Regions from separate parts of the Mus musculus genome. Here region 1 is linked to region 2. A link is a loop called in an ENCODE intact Hi-C map of the cell type or tissue named here. Cell type or tissue: left cerebral cortex. All regions are shown on one strand. Each heading gives the region's core, and the rest is flanking DNA. Links, peaks and the distances in the headings are about the cores only. Region 1 holds the start of Ptn (pleiotrophin). Region 2 has its middle 120 kb from the start of Ptn.

Region 1 (8,342 bases), core at 217-8,216, 120 kb after region 2:
TAAAAAACACAAATCCCCAATTTAAAAAAAAAGCCTGGTAATACTGTCATTATCACATACTGACCTGCTTGCTGGTCTCTGACTGCACTCCTCTAGTCTCTCATCTGTATTGGAGCCTCCATGAGAAGGTTCCCAGGGTTGGGTTAGTTATGCGTATAGCTAATGCCAGCCATGGGGCATCTACTATTGATTGGGAGTTTCCTATGTGAAAAATGCTCTCCAAAGCTTATGGGAAAAAACAAGACCTTTGGAGAGCTCGCCTGCCAAATATCCCAGGCCTTGGGCACACTCAATTTTGAACTGTAGTTAGTGAGGAAAGACAGAATGATCAAGGAAAATAAAAGGGGGCATTCCTTGAAGAGGCGACACATGTTGTGTAGGGAGTGTTGGAGAGCAGAGCGTGAAAGATGAGAAGACAGAAGGAGTCAGTAGAAGGAGGCACCTGTATCTCATGCTGTCCATTTCCTGACTTCCTGTCATATACTCTGGGCTTGTGAGTCCTCCTGTTAAGACAAACTCTGAAGATATGCCCCATTGAGTTAATCCAACGAACATTGAAGAGTAGGTCTGTTTTAGGTTATTTGCCATCTCATTATATATATTTTGGATTTTTGCTTTGATTTGAGAGCCTAATGGGAGAAATATTCAATTAATTGTACAAAAGTGGAATTGGTAATATTTGATACAGAAAAATAAAACATTCAAACTCGGGAGTTGAAGATATTTGTTCTGTTGCAGATACACTCTTGAAAGGTGCCACATTGCTTTCTTTAAGCATTCCCTGTTCAGCATACAACAATAAATTGTTACAGATATACAGTGTAGAAATAATTTTTTTGAAATTTCTAGACTACAGTTGTGAAGGAAATAATATGTTGAGTTGGTTATAGAAGAGCATGAATTCTCTCTTTACTCTCGAAGTTATCAAGTCAGAAACCATGTTGATGTAAAGGATGAAGGGAGGTGGGGTATAGAAGACTAAACCCTGCAGACCAACAGGATCCCTCAAATGAAAGCAGGAAAGTGATACTTGGAGACATTTGCTCTGGAAGCCTGAGGAGATCGGTAATAATACATGATGTTTATTGGAAGGTAGGAGGAATGGGTAAAGGACATTGTGGGATTGGATCATGATTAGCAAAGAAAATGGATAGTCTTCAGGGTTGTCTATCTTTTATTTGCTTCTCAGCCTTCTGTGAAGCATCTCTGATGGGCTTTTGCCCATCAGATAATGTAAGGTTCTAGAGTGGAGGAAGACCAGCCTTTCCTTTAAGAGGGTCTAGTGCTGTGGCTGAGTGGAGCTACTACAGATTGGGAATCATTAGCTGAATCCACTCTGATGGGAAAGGAGCTATTCTTTGACAAGGGTGATGGAGACACAGAAAGAAAGGGAAGGAGAATTGAGCATCACATGGAGGGAAGTTTGGCTTGGACCAGTTTTTGTGGCTTTAATTAGTGGCAGCTAGAGTAAGATTGCTTTCTTTTCCTCCACATATACATTTCATTAGAGTGCCATCATCATAGAGTGTTTGAATAAATCTTTCTGAGGACACCCAATGTGAGGCATCATGTTTTAAAATTATATTTATTCTAAATAAACTTAGACTGAAATTCGTAAGCTATCAGATACATTTTTATTCCTGGTCCAGTATGCAGCAAATGTGAAATGAAAACATGAGGAAATGGAGAGTTTAATTTATCCTCCATCCTAAATCACAGATGCTTTTGAAATACGTGTTTAATGTGATAAACCCCACCATGGGCTCTGTTTTTTATTTCTCACTGGAACCACTTAGGATAAAAGTCATAACTGCTATATCGCCTGCTGGGGCTAACTGCCTCATGTATATATCAAATAGGTAATAAACTTCATGAAGTTGCATTCATTTGTCTTTGTAACCACAGCATATTATATGATGACAGTGGGGTACTTAGAAGCTGTAAAAGTCTGTTAGAAATAAAGCTATACCAAGTCTATATCAAAATAGAATTGGTCCACAATGACTCCCTTCAGTTCTTAGTCATAGATGAAAGGAAGAAAGAAAAGAAGAAATGGATGGAGGGAATGAGGGAGGAAGGGAGAGAGGGAAGAAGGGAAAGAGAGAGGGAGAAAAGGAGGAAGAAAGAGTTTAAAAAGAATCTAAATTTATATACACCTATAATCCCAATACAAAAGGAAGATAGGAAGACTGTGTGAGGGTCAGACCAGCCTGGGTTACACAGGGAACTCTTGTCTTAGAACAAGACAAAATCAAAACCACAACCACAAAAATGGCAGTCTAGGACTCCACTTAGAGGAAAAAAAAGAGACTGTAGGTTTTTTTTTCCCATGGAGTCAATCACAAAGGGCTATGGCAGTGTTGGGACTTTAGAATCTGGAATAAAGGGGGAGAAGAGAGAGAAGAGAAATGTTTAAAGTGAATGCTCATGTTTGGAAGCTTTGGGGAGAAATGAATAGGTGATAAGGAGAGTGTGCATAGAGGTTGGGGGGAAAGGTCAGACGCTGATGCATCACAGGGATCATAAGAGATGATGGTCATGAGGAGGCAGGGTTAGCAGATAATGCTGTTATATGGTAATCAAAGAAGAAGGGCAAATGACTGCCAGATGGTCACCTATGGCTCTTAAAGGGTGTTTTTCCCCAGACACAGGTGGGAGTGCACTGTTCTTTAGCTTCCTAGAATTCGTTTTAGATGAATTTCTAGTAAGGAATCCCACAAGTTAACATAGCTTTCCAAACAAGTGTGTGAACAAAGGGGTAGAGGCATGTCTATTTGTGATTTGGTATTTACTAAGAGAACTTCTCAAGACCAGAACCAGTCAGTTACCAGGACTCACGTTGTTCAAGATTAATACCAAGCAGCCAATTTTTGTTGTTGTTATTATTATATTCGTGGACTTAAGAGTCTAAGAATTCTACTCTTAGGAATTCTATATTTTCTTTTTCTATTTGAGATGGGACTTTATCTAAATTCAGTATAGTAAAATTACTAAATGCAAACATCACTAGGAAAAAATAAACTTTATTGATCAAAATGTCTCAGGTATGAACTATTGATTATGTTATCCCTGCCTATCCTTAAGCCACAGGGAATTATGGTAAAGGTGAGCTGCCTGATCAAATTTTCAAGTGTTACCATAGTTGCAAGCCCTCAATGGTATTTGTTCTCAGCTACCCTTTTAAACATAGATACCTTACATTATCATAAAAGGCGTCTTATAGTTATTGATCTAGAAAGATTGTAATAGCAACATGCAAACTGCTATCTACAAGTCTGGCTTATAGTGCCAAGTAAAATATCACAACAAATGGTATCTTGGACAGGTCATAAACACCAAGAATGGAAAGACTTCCCAAAGAAAGGCCAAGATCCAAATTCTCCTCAAGCCAATTGATGGATAGAAAAAGCAGGACCAGTTCCCAAAGAAGTCCATATCCACATGTTCCTTTCCCATCACTCCCAGGGAGAAGGTGTGGCTTGTACCACAGGACACTAAAGCACTTCCATTTGTTCATGAAACTGGCATCCAGAGGAGAAAACACTTCCCACCCAGCTCAGCTTTCCTTTCAAAGCATGGGTCAGCAACAGTATATGGCTCTGCCCTGTTGGACAATCCAGTATAAACTAGCCTTCTGAGTAAGTAAGGAGCACTCACTCAGTGTGGAGCTCCCTTGCTGTTCCACTGTCCCGAGTAGTCTCAGTTGGGCCTTATCATCAGTACAAGAGTCAAGGACGTTTGACTCGTCACCATGCTGGCATATTTAGAACACAAGTGTCTGGGGAACTGCCATTTGTAACCTTACTTCTGACTGTAGCCTGTTGCTAGCATCACAGCATTTCATATAGCTCAGGCAAGCTCAGAGTGTTCCAGGGAATCACACGGAGGAATGACAGCATGGACGCCACGTGGGGTTGCTACTGAAATGAGAAATCAGAAATATCTCTAGGAGAAAATAAAAACTTAAAACTTAAAATGTTTGATAAAAACAAACTATTTGGGGGCCTTGTATTATTTTCAGTGACCAGGTTTTTATGAAATTGCAAACCAGATCATTGAATTGCAAGAAAAAAAATTACCCAATTAAAAAAAAAAAAAAGTCCGATCTTGCTTCAGACTGCTGTTTGTAAAGACTAAATAAGAAACATGAAAACCAACTGGAGGTGGTGACACAGACCTTTATTCCTGGCACAGGAGACGCAGAGGCAGGCAGATCTCTGTGAGTTGGAGACCAGCCTGGTCTACATCGTGAGTTCCAGTACAGCCAAGACTACATAGAGAAACTCTGTCTTGAACAATAATAATAAAATAAAAAAAGAAAGAAAGAAAGAAAGAGAGAGAGAGAGAGAGAGAGAGAGAAAGGAAGGAAGGAAGGAAGGAAGGAAGGAAGGAAGGAAGGAAGGAAGGAAGGAAAAGGAAGGAAGGAAACAATGAAAGATACAAAGAAAGAAAAAAAACCATAAAACTTTCACTAAACAGGTAAGATCAGGTCCCCAGTGTCCTAGAAAGGGGTTCTGAAATACAGACAATTAAATATTATATAATACATATAATACAATATGCAGTCAAATATATTCTATTCTCATCCCCTATGGGATATAATTTAGGGATCAGATGACTAAAACATCATGTTAACAGTAGGTCTGTCTCGCCCACAGCTCTACCCCTGAGAATATAAGTGTTTGTGCCTCAGACAAACACTTGAATCCACACTCTAAAGGGGCTACAGTTTACACACAGCTGGTGTGGGGTGTGGGAAAAGCATTGCACATACAAGCAGTCCACTCAGTGAGGAAGACCTGGGTCTATGAGCAGCAGGAGAAAGATTACCTTCTTCAAAAGACTTTAATTCTGATGAGAGAATTTTTAAAAGTTCCTTACAGTTCAAAAGCATGGTATTGGGGTTTTAAAATAAAATGATTTCATTTTGATAAGAAACAACCACTATTGGTGGTCTGAAATTACACAGGGCCCAAAGAGGAGTGGGAGGGCACCTGAGTTTCCCTTGAATTTAACTGGACTATAAGTGTTTCTAATGACTTGGCCTTGAAGGCACATAATTTACTTTAAAAGGGACATAATGAGTCTGGCAAACACCAGCCTTCTGTGCTGTGTTGGCTGACTTCTCTTTTGTTTCGCTCTCATTACCTTTTAATATTCTCACAGAACAATTCATTCCCAGATGATCAAAGGGCCCAAATGGGCTGGACCGTTTCATCAGCTCCACGTTTGCCTGGGATCGTGAAATTGCTCCATTATGTTGTTAGTTCAAAAGCTTTTCTTTGGTAGTTCCTGAAGTGCCTCCCAGGCCCTTCCTTCCAACACACACACACCACACACACACACACACACACACACACACACACACACACACACACACACACTTTTTAAACTATGCCTGGTAGTTTCAAGAGGAAAGATGCTGACCCACTAGAACTCTGTTACTTTGTTCTCCCCTGAAGTGTGCATTCCTTCTGTGAGGCACCCACTCTACTTCTGAAGTCTCGCTCTGCTCCTACAGCTCCAAAGTCCTTATTACTAAGGAGACAAGAACTAGTTAGCAATCTGTATGTGAGTTACATGTGTGCTCTTGTATTTATATGCCACATCAGATCCCATAGAAGTGTGTGTGTGTGTGTGTGTGTGTGCGTGTGTGTGTGCATGTGTGTGTGCGCATGCACACACACATATTTTAGAAGAGAGGAAAGGTTATGTTTTATGCACAAAAGAAGTGACTTTTCTTCTCAAAATATATTATGGAAACAACTGGAATATCACCTCAGAAATTCCGGGTGTCTGCCAAACTCGTCTTTACCACAACCCTGGCTTATTTGGATACAACTGAAAACGTAAGTGCTTCTATGCCAGTTGGCATCCCAACCAAGCAAAGGTAGACTCCAAAGTGTGCCTTTGAAACTTTGGACTGAACTGTTTCTAGAAGCGTTTCTGGGCTCGTGGGCAGGCTAGGGAGTGCAGGCTGCTCTGGCGGAGATGTTTCTCCATCAGCAGACACAGGAGGGGCAGGCTGCCAGGCATGTACCACACCTAGAGCGGGCAGCAATTGGCAGTTGGCAAGCTCTAGGGCAACCTGAGAAGTGGAGGTAGGAAATGAGACCTGTCTACTGATACACCCTTTCTTCTCTCTCATGCCTACTGGGCCAGACACACCCACCAAAGCTCCAGGTTTTACAAAGAGCACAAATGTGCCCTCTCCCGCGCTTTGCATGCTCTGGCAGGTAGCAGGAATTCGGTCCCCATGCACTCTCCACAGCCCAAAAGCTGCTTTCCTTCTTCCCATCCAAGCACATGCTAGGTTACTTAGCTCATTCCCCCCAAAATTTCCTTTCGGCTGTTTTGCCTTCTGGAGCAAGTCCGTTTTTAAAAGCAGTCCTATTTAGCGGACTCCAGGCAGCCTCTCTCCTGCTCCAACCCCCTCCACGTACTGCAGGCTACCAGAAAAGTGGCTTTGGGGGGTAGGCACACTGCACCAGAGACCCTTTGGAGAAAACCACAGGGTATCTTGCACTTACTTTGGCTTGCAGAGGTCCTCGCTGACTAGCTGGCTGCCTTTGTTGCAAAGTGCGGGCGAGGTTTCTGCAGACTCCAGGTATCGCTGGCTGATGCTCCTGCCTGGGCGGCTGCGCTCTGCTCTCCCCCCTTCTGGATGGATGACTCAGTGCTTTCTTTCTTCCCCTCTCTCCACTTTGGGTTTTCTTGTGCTCTGGGGCTTCCTTGGCGGGATATTTGGACGGGTAGGCGGGGAACCTGATCCTGCCTTCACTCAACTACACCCTGCCGGGGAGGGAAATAGAGAATGGGAGGGACGAGAGAGGGCAGAGAGAAGAAGCAGGCTGTGCGAGGGAGGAGGGGAGTGCTTTGCCCCCGAAATCTGATTGGGAAGCTTATGAAAAGCAGGCTACTCTGGGGGCAGTCTTTCCCCAAACGGATCTGTGTAGAAAGACCATGGGTTATAAGACCGTTTGTTCTTAGCACCCACCCAGCACCATATTTTTTGTACAAACTCCCAAGAACCATGTTTTTCTCCCCCTCCCATGGGTCCATAGCTCGGCTTATCAAGCTGGATATCTTAATTGGAAAATTGACAGCATTTTAAACTACAGTTTTGGTACAGCTTTAAACACACACACACACACACACACACACACACACACACACACACACACACACACACACACGATATTCTATTCGAGATTGGGGGAGCCATGTGCAAAGGCAGCTGTCCCTTGCTCTCCGCCCCTAAAGGCCTCCCTGCAGGGAGTCCCTGCTAACTTCAGCTGACAGTTGCAGCTCACCTCCAGTCACAAAGCTGCAAAGCAGTTTTTTCTGGGTTGTCACTAGGAGTGACAGATCTCTGAAATTTCCCAATTAAATGTCACTTTCCTTTAGGGAATTTTTCCATTCTTGGCTTCTTCGATGCCTTCGGGTCACATATTTTGTGGCATGCTCTTGGCAAAGAACACAGGGGGGTAATCAGTGTGGCTCAAGCTCTGGGGTTTGTAAGAATTAGAGTGGGCTTCCTGGCTTCCTGAGACCTTCCTCTCCTTTAACCAAGGAGAGCAAAGTGACAGTTTTGAGTCACACATAGAAACTGACCAGAAAAGATGGAGTAAAACCCCAATTTGCCCAAACACGGTCAAATTATAAAACTGGCTCCAATTTCTCACCAAAGATACATCTCTTCAACTCAACTTACAGATCCTATGGATTCCGTAGGGTGTTTTAAGCCCTCACATCTTAAGACCACTCCTTTCCTAAAATTACAGCCATTGGTTATGGCAAGTGGTTTTAAGGACTAGGAGTCTTCTATTGGCTGTTACCTGTACCAATGTCCAAGAGTAATCGAGGGACAAAGGTGACCCTGCAGGAGTAGAGCTTTTAGTCCACTAATCTTCGTTTCTGCCCCTCCCCCCACCCCGCCCTCCAACGAAAAAATGGACAGAAATTCACATTTACACCTGATCTGTATTCTTTACAGTCTCTTCTGCTAAACCACCTTTCCACACACAAATTGCACATGCCTTCCTCAAGACCAACTCCCAGGCTATGCACATCCCTGTTTGAAAGTTCATCTTTGCCATGAAACAGTCCATGTGAGTGTTCATCTGGTGTCACCTGTGTACATCATGAACTACTCATAAGCTTTCTTTACTGTGAGAAAAGTTCACCATTTCCTACAGTTCCACAGTGAGCTAAGAAGATGACAGAAAGACTTTCCTTTTTGCCCCTTAATTTTATCTTCATCTTTAGCATATTCCTACTGTCAGTTCAGTAGACCATGCCAGATTAATTATGGTGCTTGTTTCTGGTGTTGGTAAAGCAAG
Region 2 (8,342 bases), core at 249-8,248:
GGAATTGTTGAGGTTGTGTCTGTTGCTATGTATTGTAATGCTAAATATTGGCCCTGTTTGCCTCAGGGTCAAGGAGATCCTCACAATACAACAAGTGAAGCTGTGTGACCTTGCACCTTAAAAAAACAAACAAACAAACAAAAAACAAAACCGGCCAGGCTGTGGTGGTGCACGCCTTTAATCCCAGCACTCAGGAGGTAAGCAGATTTCTGAGTTGGAGGCCAGTCTGGTCTACAAAGTGAGTTCCAGGACAGCCAGGGCTACACAGAGAAACCCTGTCTCGGAAAAACAAACAAACAACTATGGTTGAATAAAGATGCCTATGGCCTGTAGCTGGCCAGAAGAGAGGTAGGTAATGCTTATGTTCCCAACCTTGAGAGATGAAGACAGAGGAGAAGATTCTGTGGGATACATGAATAATGGAGACATGGCCATGAAGGCTGGCCAGTTGGAATAAGAGCAGCCCAGGCAAAATGAGACAAGTTTTATCATGGAATTATTGACAGGGATGTAGACAAAATAACTTAGAGGGTTGATATCTGCCCAGCTCTAACGCTTAAAAGCTTGTTGTAAGTATAAAGGTGATGTGTCTTCTGCTTGGGAACCGAATAATCAACAGTGGGGTGGAAACCCCCAAATAATTTTACTACACTCGTATATGATATTTAAGTATATAAGTATAAGATATATAAGTAGTGAGGAGTATATGGGATAGTTTGGAAGGAAGAAAAAGAATGGGGAAATGATATAATTATTTTATAATATTGAAAAATAAAAGTGCAAGAGTCCTTGGTGATATGGGCATAATGGAGGACCTGTACTGCCAGATCTTGACAAGTCTGAGGTAAGAGGCTGATGAGTTTGAATCTTACATAAGCTATATAGCAATATCTCATAAAAGAAATCACTTGTATGTTTGGTAGTTTAATAAGGAATGATTGTAAATATTTCTTTTCAAACAAAGCTTTGATAAACAAAGCTTATCAAAAACTAAAATTAAAATAAATATTGATAAAAAATAAATATTATCATGAGTAAGAGTTAACAATGTGGAAAATGCATCTAGATTTCATTAGACCTTCAAAAATAATCAAAAACACTTTAGAAATAAAATAACTCCTAAATTAATCTTACTATTTTTCCTTTAATTGAAAATAGATGTGTGGGTTTTTTCTATATCAGACCTTGATTATGGTTTCCCCTCCCTCTACTCCCAGTTCTTCCCCACTGCTGACATCCAGATCCACTCAGCTTTCATTAGAAAAGAAACAGGAGTCTGAGAGATTATACTAAAGTAAGATAAAACAAAAAGTAACACCTCAGAATAGGACAAAACATTATATATATATATATATATATATATATATATATATATATATATATGACACAATTTAAAACAATAAGGGGCCCCAACCTGACATTATGAGACAAGGAACCACCAAAGAAGTTGCTGAGTTAATGCTATATTGGCCATCTACTGCTGCGCATGCAGCCTGCCCATAAGAGTAATTTTCCCAGTGAGCCTTCCTTGGAGAAAACTAAATTTTTACTTTCAAGTAATTATTCGTCGGAGTTAGCTTCTGGGTCAGGCATGGGGCATGTGTACCTACTCCTTTCAGATCTAGGACCCCATCTGTTATAGTCTCATGCAGTCCCCGTACATGTGGCTTCTGTCACTGAGTTCACATGCACCTCAGACCTGTTCTGTTTTGAATGCCCTTGTTACCTTGGTGATCTCCATCGCCTCTGGCTCTTATACTCTTTTCTGCCTCCTCTTCCACAAGATTTCCCTAACCCTGAGGGAAGGAATTTGAGAGAATTTTCCCATTTTGGCTGAGTGTTCCAAGGTCTCTCAGTGTCTGTGTCATGTCTGGCTGTCTCTCTGTAGATCTCTGTGTTAGCATCTCTCTTCTGCAGGAGAAAATTTCTTTGATGATGGCTAAGCAAGGCCCTGATCTATGAGTAGAACAGAAGGTCATTAAGAGTCCTTTTATTGCTACATGGTTTTAGTAGAATCATAGTATTTGGTTTTACCCTAGGACCCTGGGCTATCTAGTTTCAGATTCTTGGTTAACTAACTCTTATAGCATTAGCCCAGGATCCAAATTAGAACTGTTGGTATGACCTGGATGAGGAGGAAAATGTGTCCCCCTGTCTTATGAGCAATAGAGAGTGTTTCTCTGACCAGCCCTCAGTCTCCTCAGAGCCTTACCTTGGGGATTAGCCAGCTCTTCCTGAAGGATCTCCTCATCTCCTTCCAGCCAGTGATTGATTATACATCTTCATTGCCTAGGCAATTCATGCACAGAATGTAGGATGGACTCAGCAGTCAAGGTAAGAAGAGGAGGGAAAAAAGTAATTTGGGACAAGCTGTGGTTTAGGTAGAAACTGTGTTTTAAACAACAACCCACTGATTCTATGGTAAGCCTGCTTAGCTGTTCAGAGGGTGTGCATGTGTGTGTGTGTGTGTGTGTGTGTGTGTGTGTGTGTGTGTGTGCTGTGTGTGTCTTCTTTCACGCTGAAATGAAAATGCCCTTAAACGTTAGAAATATTCTTTGCAGAGAGAAATAAGCAACCAAGACACTTTCCTCACTGATATCCCCTCCAAATATAAATAGTTTTATAAACATTTAAATATTTTCTCTGTTTCTTGGAAGATTATAAATGAGAGAGAGAGAGAGAGAGAGGGAGAGAGAGAGAGAGAGAGGCAGAAAGGGAAAGAGGGAGAGAGAGTCAGATCACAGGTCCAGTCAACATGGATGCATAAACCTCACACCTGAAACAGAGATTATTTTATTATCACAGAACTAGAAAAAACTGCTGGTTTATAAAATGACTTGCAACCCCAGTCAGCCCTCAAGGCTTTAGGGAAGTTAAGGCTTCCCTCCTCCCATCCTCCTCCCTAGAAATATTAACATAGGGAAAGTGAAAGCAAAGAACTTCAGAATGAGTTGATGGAAAAGAGAGATGTATAGAAAGCCAGAATAAAATTTGGGAGATGGAAATTACCACAGGTCAATGAATGCCTTTGTTGTTCTGGGATGTTCATTTCAAAAAGCAGGAAAATGAAAGATAGGCTATAAAAGTCTCATCAGATTGGCAGCCCCTGGCTCACTGAAGCCCTCTTTTCATCTGCTCTATTTTGGTGTCCACATGTCTTTCCCTCAGAGATCATCTGCCACCAAATTTCATTGGGGGATCCAAACTTCCATTTAAGTAAAGTATACCTCGGAGTGGGAGGATTTTCTTTACAGTAAACTAGAGTCCCAGAGTACTTTTATGCAAACTCTTTCAAAGAACAGTCCTCCCAATCCCGTTGTAAATGTCATTATTTTGCCTATATTACAAGACAGCTTAGCTTCATTAAGTGTCATTATTTTGGATTAGGTTCATCACAATCATTTTAAAACTTCATTCTGAAATTTGTCATGTAAGCTACTCTTCAATTTTTTATCATGTACTAATTCAGTAACTATGTTTTCTAAGTACTTAGTCATATCATTGATTAAAATATAACAAGGGCAAGAAGAATAGAATCAACAATATTGTGTTAGAAATACCCAACATACAGAAAGAGCAACTTAACTCTAGAGTGGTTGCTTGATAACACTCAGAACAATTCAGACTATTTTTCAGTCTATCACTAACCATGAAGTAAGAGGAGCCTTTGTCTAGATGGCATGTAGAAGCCATTACACCTAACATTTCAGCCCTATATTTTTAAGGGCAATATATTTTTATGTATCATTAATCGATAAATCTATATTGCCCACAACCAATAACCACATTAACTTGGCTACAGGATCTAAAACATGGTTAATAACTCATCTTTGATGTCATCCATCTGACACCATAGCAGTGTACTTGGGGAATTTTCTCTTTTTTCTAAAATAAAAAAGCCTTGAAGACGTAATTTTGAATATTGAATGTTCTTCTCGGCACACATATTCTTACCATTTTATTAGCTTCACAATTCCAAGCACCAACATTGTGCATTTCTAATATTTTGGAACGCTGTCATTATGTTGTAAACAACATAACAGTGTTTGGGTGCCAGAGGGTAGATAAGTGTGGGATTTCCATAGAAACAGGCAGAGATTCTTAATATTGCCAAAACAATTTGGCATTTTGAAGACAATTTGTCACTTCCAAACTTCCTGATAATTGGCCTTACTGGCATGACTATTCAAAAACATTAACACAGCATCGTACACCACTTAGCTTATTTAAAAGCTAAATATGTGAAAAGGTTTAAAGGTATTTCCTGGTAAAAAACCGTGGATTTGGATATCATACTTGAGACTTCAACCTTAGTTTTAGCAAATCTCGATATGGACAAGTCCTCATCTTACATTTTATGATCTCGTTGATTCTAATCATACACATTTTCGTAACTTCAGTCTGCCTTTTACTCGGAATCACCCTTCTCTGACCCTTCCCTGGATCTTTTCCAGGTTTGTTGCACACTGCTTAGGTAGGTTGATCACATGTTCCACAGCTTTCTCCCAGGGTGGATGCATTGAGGACTCTGCCCTCCACATCTTAATCACACAAGGGGACTGCTTCACTGCAGTTCCTTGAGATTCCACAGGATGGTGGCCTTGTCTCCACAAACCAGACTTCAAGTTCTGTGCTAGGACTTTATTAGCCTCAGTTTCAAGCTTGGGTCTCAAAAGCAGCTGTCAATCTGTTAAAGCCCCTAGTAACAGCTGAGCTTCCGAACTCCAGCCAGCACCTGTGGCTGTGATATAGACACAACCAGTGAGTTGCCAGGTGCCTGCACTGAGCAGCAGAATACCCCAATTCTCTCTCTCTCTCTCTCTCTGTCTCTCTCTCTCTCTCTGTCTCTCTCTATGTCTCTGTCTCTCTCTCTCTGTCTCTGTCTCTCTCTCTCTCTCGTAGATAAAAATTTACAAGTACTTAAATAATAAATAATATCTTATTCTGCTTCTTGTCCTCTAATCTTAATAATGTACCCCCTTAAGAGCATCATTTTTCCAATAAAGGAGTCAACACGGACTCTGAGTATCCAGCGCCAGTTCCAGCATGCTCTCTATGTCAAGTGTACACCAGGTGAGATTTCAAAACTCCAACACCAAAAGATAATGTAAAAAAAAAAAAAAAGATTTATGCTTTGATGTGTATGAAATGTTTCTATTATATTAAGTTAATATATATTATTCAATATGATTTCACTGGTTATTTCTTAACAGTATTTAACAGAAATTTTGAACTTGCATATAACGTGCTTTCCTGGTTCATATAAGAGTTCTATCGTACTGAGCTTTGTGGAAGAAGACTGGATGGCGTTTATTAAGCACTGAGGCTTCGGTATTTCAATACAACATTTCCTCAGATACTCAGCTTTAGCAGGCTGGTTGTTAATCAAGCCTTCTTTGGAACTGAATGCTAGGGAAGTGGTTGAGACTTTGGTGTGACTGTGACACGGATGGACCCTGAGCAGTGCTAAAGAAGAGCTGAGCTATTTTGGCTGACCATCAGACTAACAGGTGATTAAATGATGTATGGTTCCCCTACTTCAGCTGGGTTGATTTAAAAATAATATGATAGATTGATATTTTGTACTTTTTATTTTTTATTAGATATTTTCTTTATTTACATTTCAAATGCTGTCCCGAAAGTCCCCTATACCCTCCCCCAGCCCTGCTCCCCTACCCACCCACTCCCACTTCTTGGCCCTGGTGTTTCCCCTGTACTGGGGAATATAAAGTTTGCAAGATCAAGGGGTCTCTCTTCTCAATGATGGCCGACTAGGCCATCTTCTGCTACATATGCAGCTAGAGACACCAGCTCTGGGGGTACTGGTTAGTGCATATTGTTGTTCCATCTATAGGGTTGCAGACTCCTTCATGTCCTTGGGTACTTTCTATAGCTCCTCCATTGGGGGTCCTGTGTTCCATCCAATAGATGACTGTAAGCATCCACTTCTGTATTTGCTAGGCACTGGGATAGCCTCACACGAGACAGCTACATCAGGGTCCTTTCAGCAAAATCTTGCTGGCATATGCAATAGTGTCTGCGTTTGGTGGCTGATTATGGGATGGATCCCTGGGTGAGGTAGTCTCTCGATGATCCATCCTTTCGTCTTAGCTCCAAACTTTGTCTCTGTAACTCCTTTCATGGGTATTTTGTTCCTATTCTAAGAAGGAATGAAGTATCCACACATTGGTCTTCCTTCTTGATTTTCTTGTTTTTTGCAAATTGTATTTTGGGTATTCTAAATCTCTGGGCTAATATCCACTTATCAGTGGGTACATATGAAGTGACTTCTTTTGTGATTGGGTTACCTCACTCAGGATGATATCCTCCAGATACATCCATTTGCCTAAGTATTTCATAAATTCATTGTTTTTAATAGCTGAGTAGTACTCCATTATGTAAATGTACCACATTTTCTGCATCCATTCCTCTGTTGAGGGACACCTGGGTTCTTTCCAGCTTCTGGCTATTATAAATAAGGCTGCTATGAACATAGTAGAGCATGTGTCCTTATTTCCAGTTGGAACATCTTCTGGGTATATGCCCAGGAGAGGTGTTGCTGGATCTTCAAGAAGTACTATTCCCAATTTTTTCCCCCTGTGCCCATATCTTCGAGGCTTTGCCCCACTTTCTCCTCTATAAATTTCAGTGTCTCTGGTTTTATGTAGAGGTCTTTGATCCACTTAGACTTGAGCTTTGTACAATGAGATAAGAATGGACTAATTCACATTCTTCTACATGATAACCGTCAGTTGTGCCAGCACCATTTGTTGAAAATGCTGTCTTTTTTCCACTGGATGGTTTTAGCTCCCTTGTCAAAGATCAAGTGACCATAGGTGGATTCATTTCTGGGTCTTCAATTCTATTCCATTGATCTACTTGTCTGTCGCTATTTTTTTCTTTCTTTTTCTCTTCCTACCCAATTTCATTATGTTTGAGAAGCAAATAGCGTGTGGATGGAAAAGAGATGTTGCCATTAGAAGGGGGATGAACAGGAGTGGACTGAAGACCACCACCCTCAGTCACTGAACTGTTCTGATGAACCAGAGCGCGGCACACACAGTGCTACAACTAGCACATGAAAGCCAGCCAACCTAATGTAAGGTATAAGGCAGGGATACACAATTCTCTAAAGGATATAGAATGTCTATGCATTATTTGACTCTTCTGGAGGCATTTGTTGTGCAAGCAATTACAAAATCACAAATATGCCAGGCACTTCAGACTGAGAGCCGGCAGATTCTTCCCTTCATTGCTTAAATGCATTTTATTTTCTTTTTGTAGTAATGAGTCTTTGTTCGAATTCAACATACTGATTTAGAGGTGAAAACAGGCTGTCAGAATGCAGGAATTTGAAGTAACCAACAGACTTTGGTGAGATGGTTGAAGTACATGTGGTGGATACCTAGAGAAGATTGGTTCTGCAATTCATGAAAAAATAACAGCTGGACAGAGTTGATATCTAGTCATCACCTCACTTAAATACTCACATATGCCTTCCCCACCCACCTCGTATGTGCTTGACCTTTGTTGTATGCTAGGGATAACGTAACAGAGAAAAGAGTCCTTTCCTCTGATGATGAGTAGACATGCCTAGTGTTCTTTAGCCAATGATTTCCACTTTACTATTGCTAATAAGAAATTAATTTCCATATAAAAGGCTGTGACATGTTTAAACTTCTTTTTAAAACAGATTTATTTTGATGTGTGAATATCTTCTATGCATAAGTGTTTGCAAGAGCCACAAGATGGCTTTGGATCTCCTGGAGCTGAAGATACAAGAGGTCTCCTCTTGTATCCATCTATCTAGCCACTTCAGTAAAACTTTTGTTCACCTTGCTTTGTGACCAGGCCTCCTGCCCTCTTTGGTGAAGCTGCATCACTGTGACTCCACCTGCCTCTACCTCCCAAGTGCTGGGATTAAAGGTGCGCCCCACCACACCCAGCCTACAGTGTAAATTTTATGTGTCTCTTGAAACATAAATTCTTCAAGGACACTTTGTCTCCTTTCTTTACTGTTTTTCCCCAAGACTTAGAAGAGTGCCTGTCACATAGCATGTAAACCAAATTAAATAAGTAAATTATAGATATTAGATTAAATGGATCTTTAAGACTTGACTCTAAGAATTGGACTTCATAGTTACTATACATGTTTGGACTAGGTCATTGCATAGACCTTTAAGGATGCATGGATATAGTCAGGAGATAAGCCTGACCTCCTATCCATTTTCTCTGTAGACAGGTTATGCATCTGGAATTGCTTCCATTAACAAGGATAGCTTGATTTCAGTGGGTGCTGAGGGTTGCTCGGTAATATTGAAGTATCGAACATGAGTAAAGCA

What was found. Hi-C counts contacts between places; a loop is a spot of excess contacts. Peaks named below come from ENCODE experiments on the same cell type or tissue, not always from the same donor. Only the 100,000 strongest peaks of a DNase experiment are listed, where the experiment ranks them.
Region 1: a loop joins it to region 2, with 8 times the contacts of the local background. A loop is called at or near these places in 2 of 42 quality-filtered maps.

The regions. Positions count from the first base shown.
Region 1 is chr6:36,803,364-36,811,705 of GRCm38, forward strand. Ptn (pleiotrophin) reads right to left here and starts at 6,816. Exons shown (of 5, transcript NM_008973.3): 1 at 6,531-6,816. In left cerebral cortex, for the core only: CTCF peaks have their summits at 5,972 and 6,716; DNase peaks (open chromatin) are centred at 4,717, 5,214, 5,477, 6,117 and 2 more places; H3K4me3 peaks cover 2,596 bases; H3K27ac peaks cover 5,394 bases.
Region 2 is chr6:36,687,071-36,695,412 of GRCm38, forward strand. No RefSeq gene overlaps it. Among named protein-coding and RNA genes, the nearest start is that of Ptn, 120 kb to the right of the region's middle. In left cerebral cortex, for the core only: a CTCF peak has its summit at 4,584; a DNase peak (open chromatin) is centred at 4,578.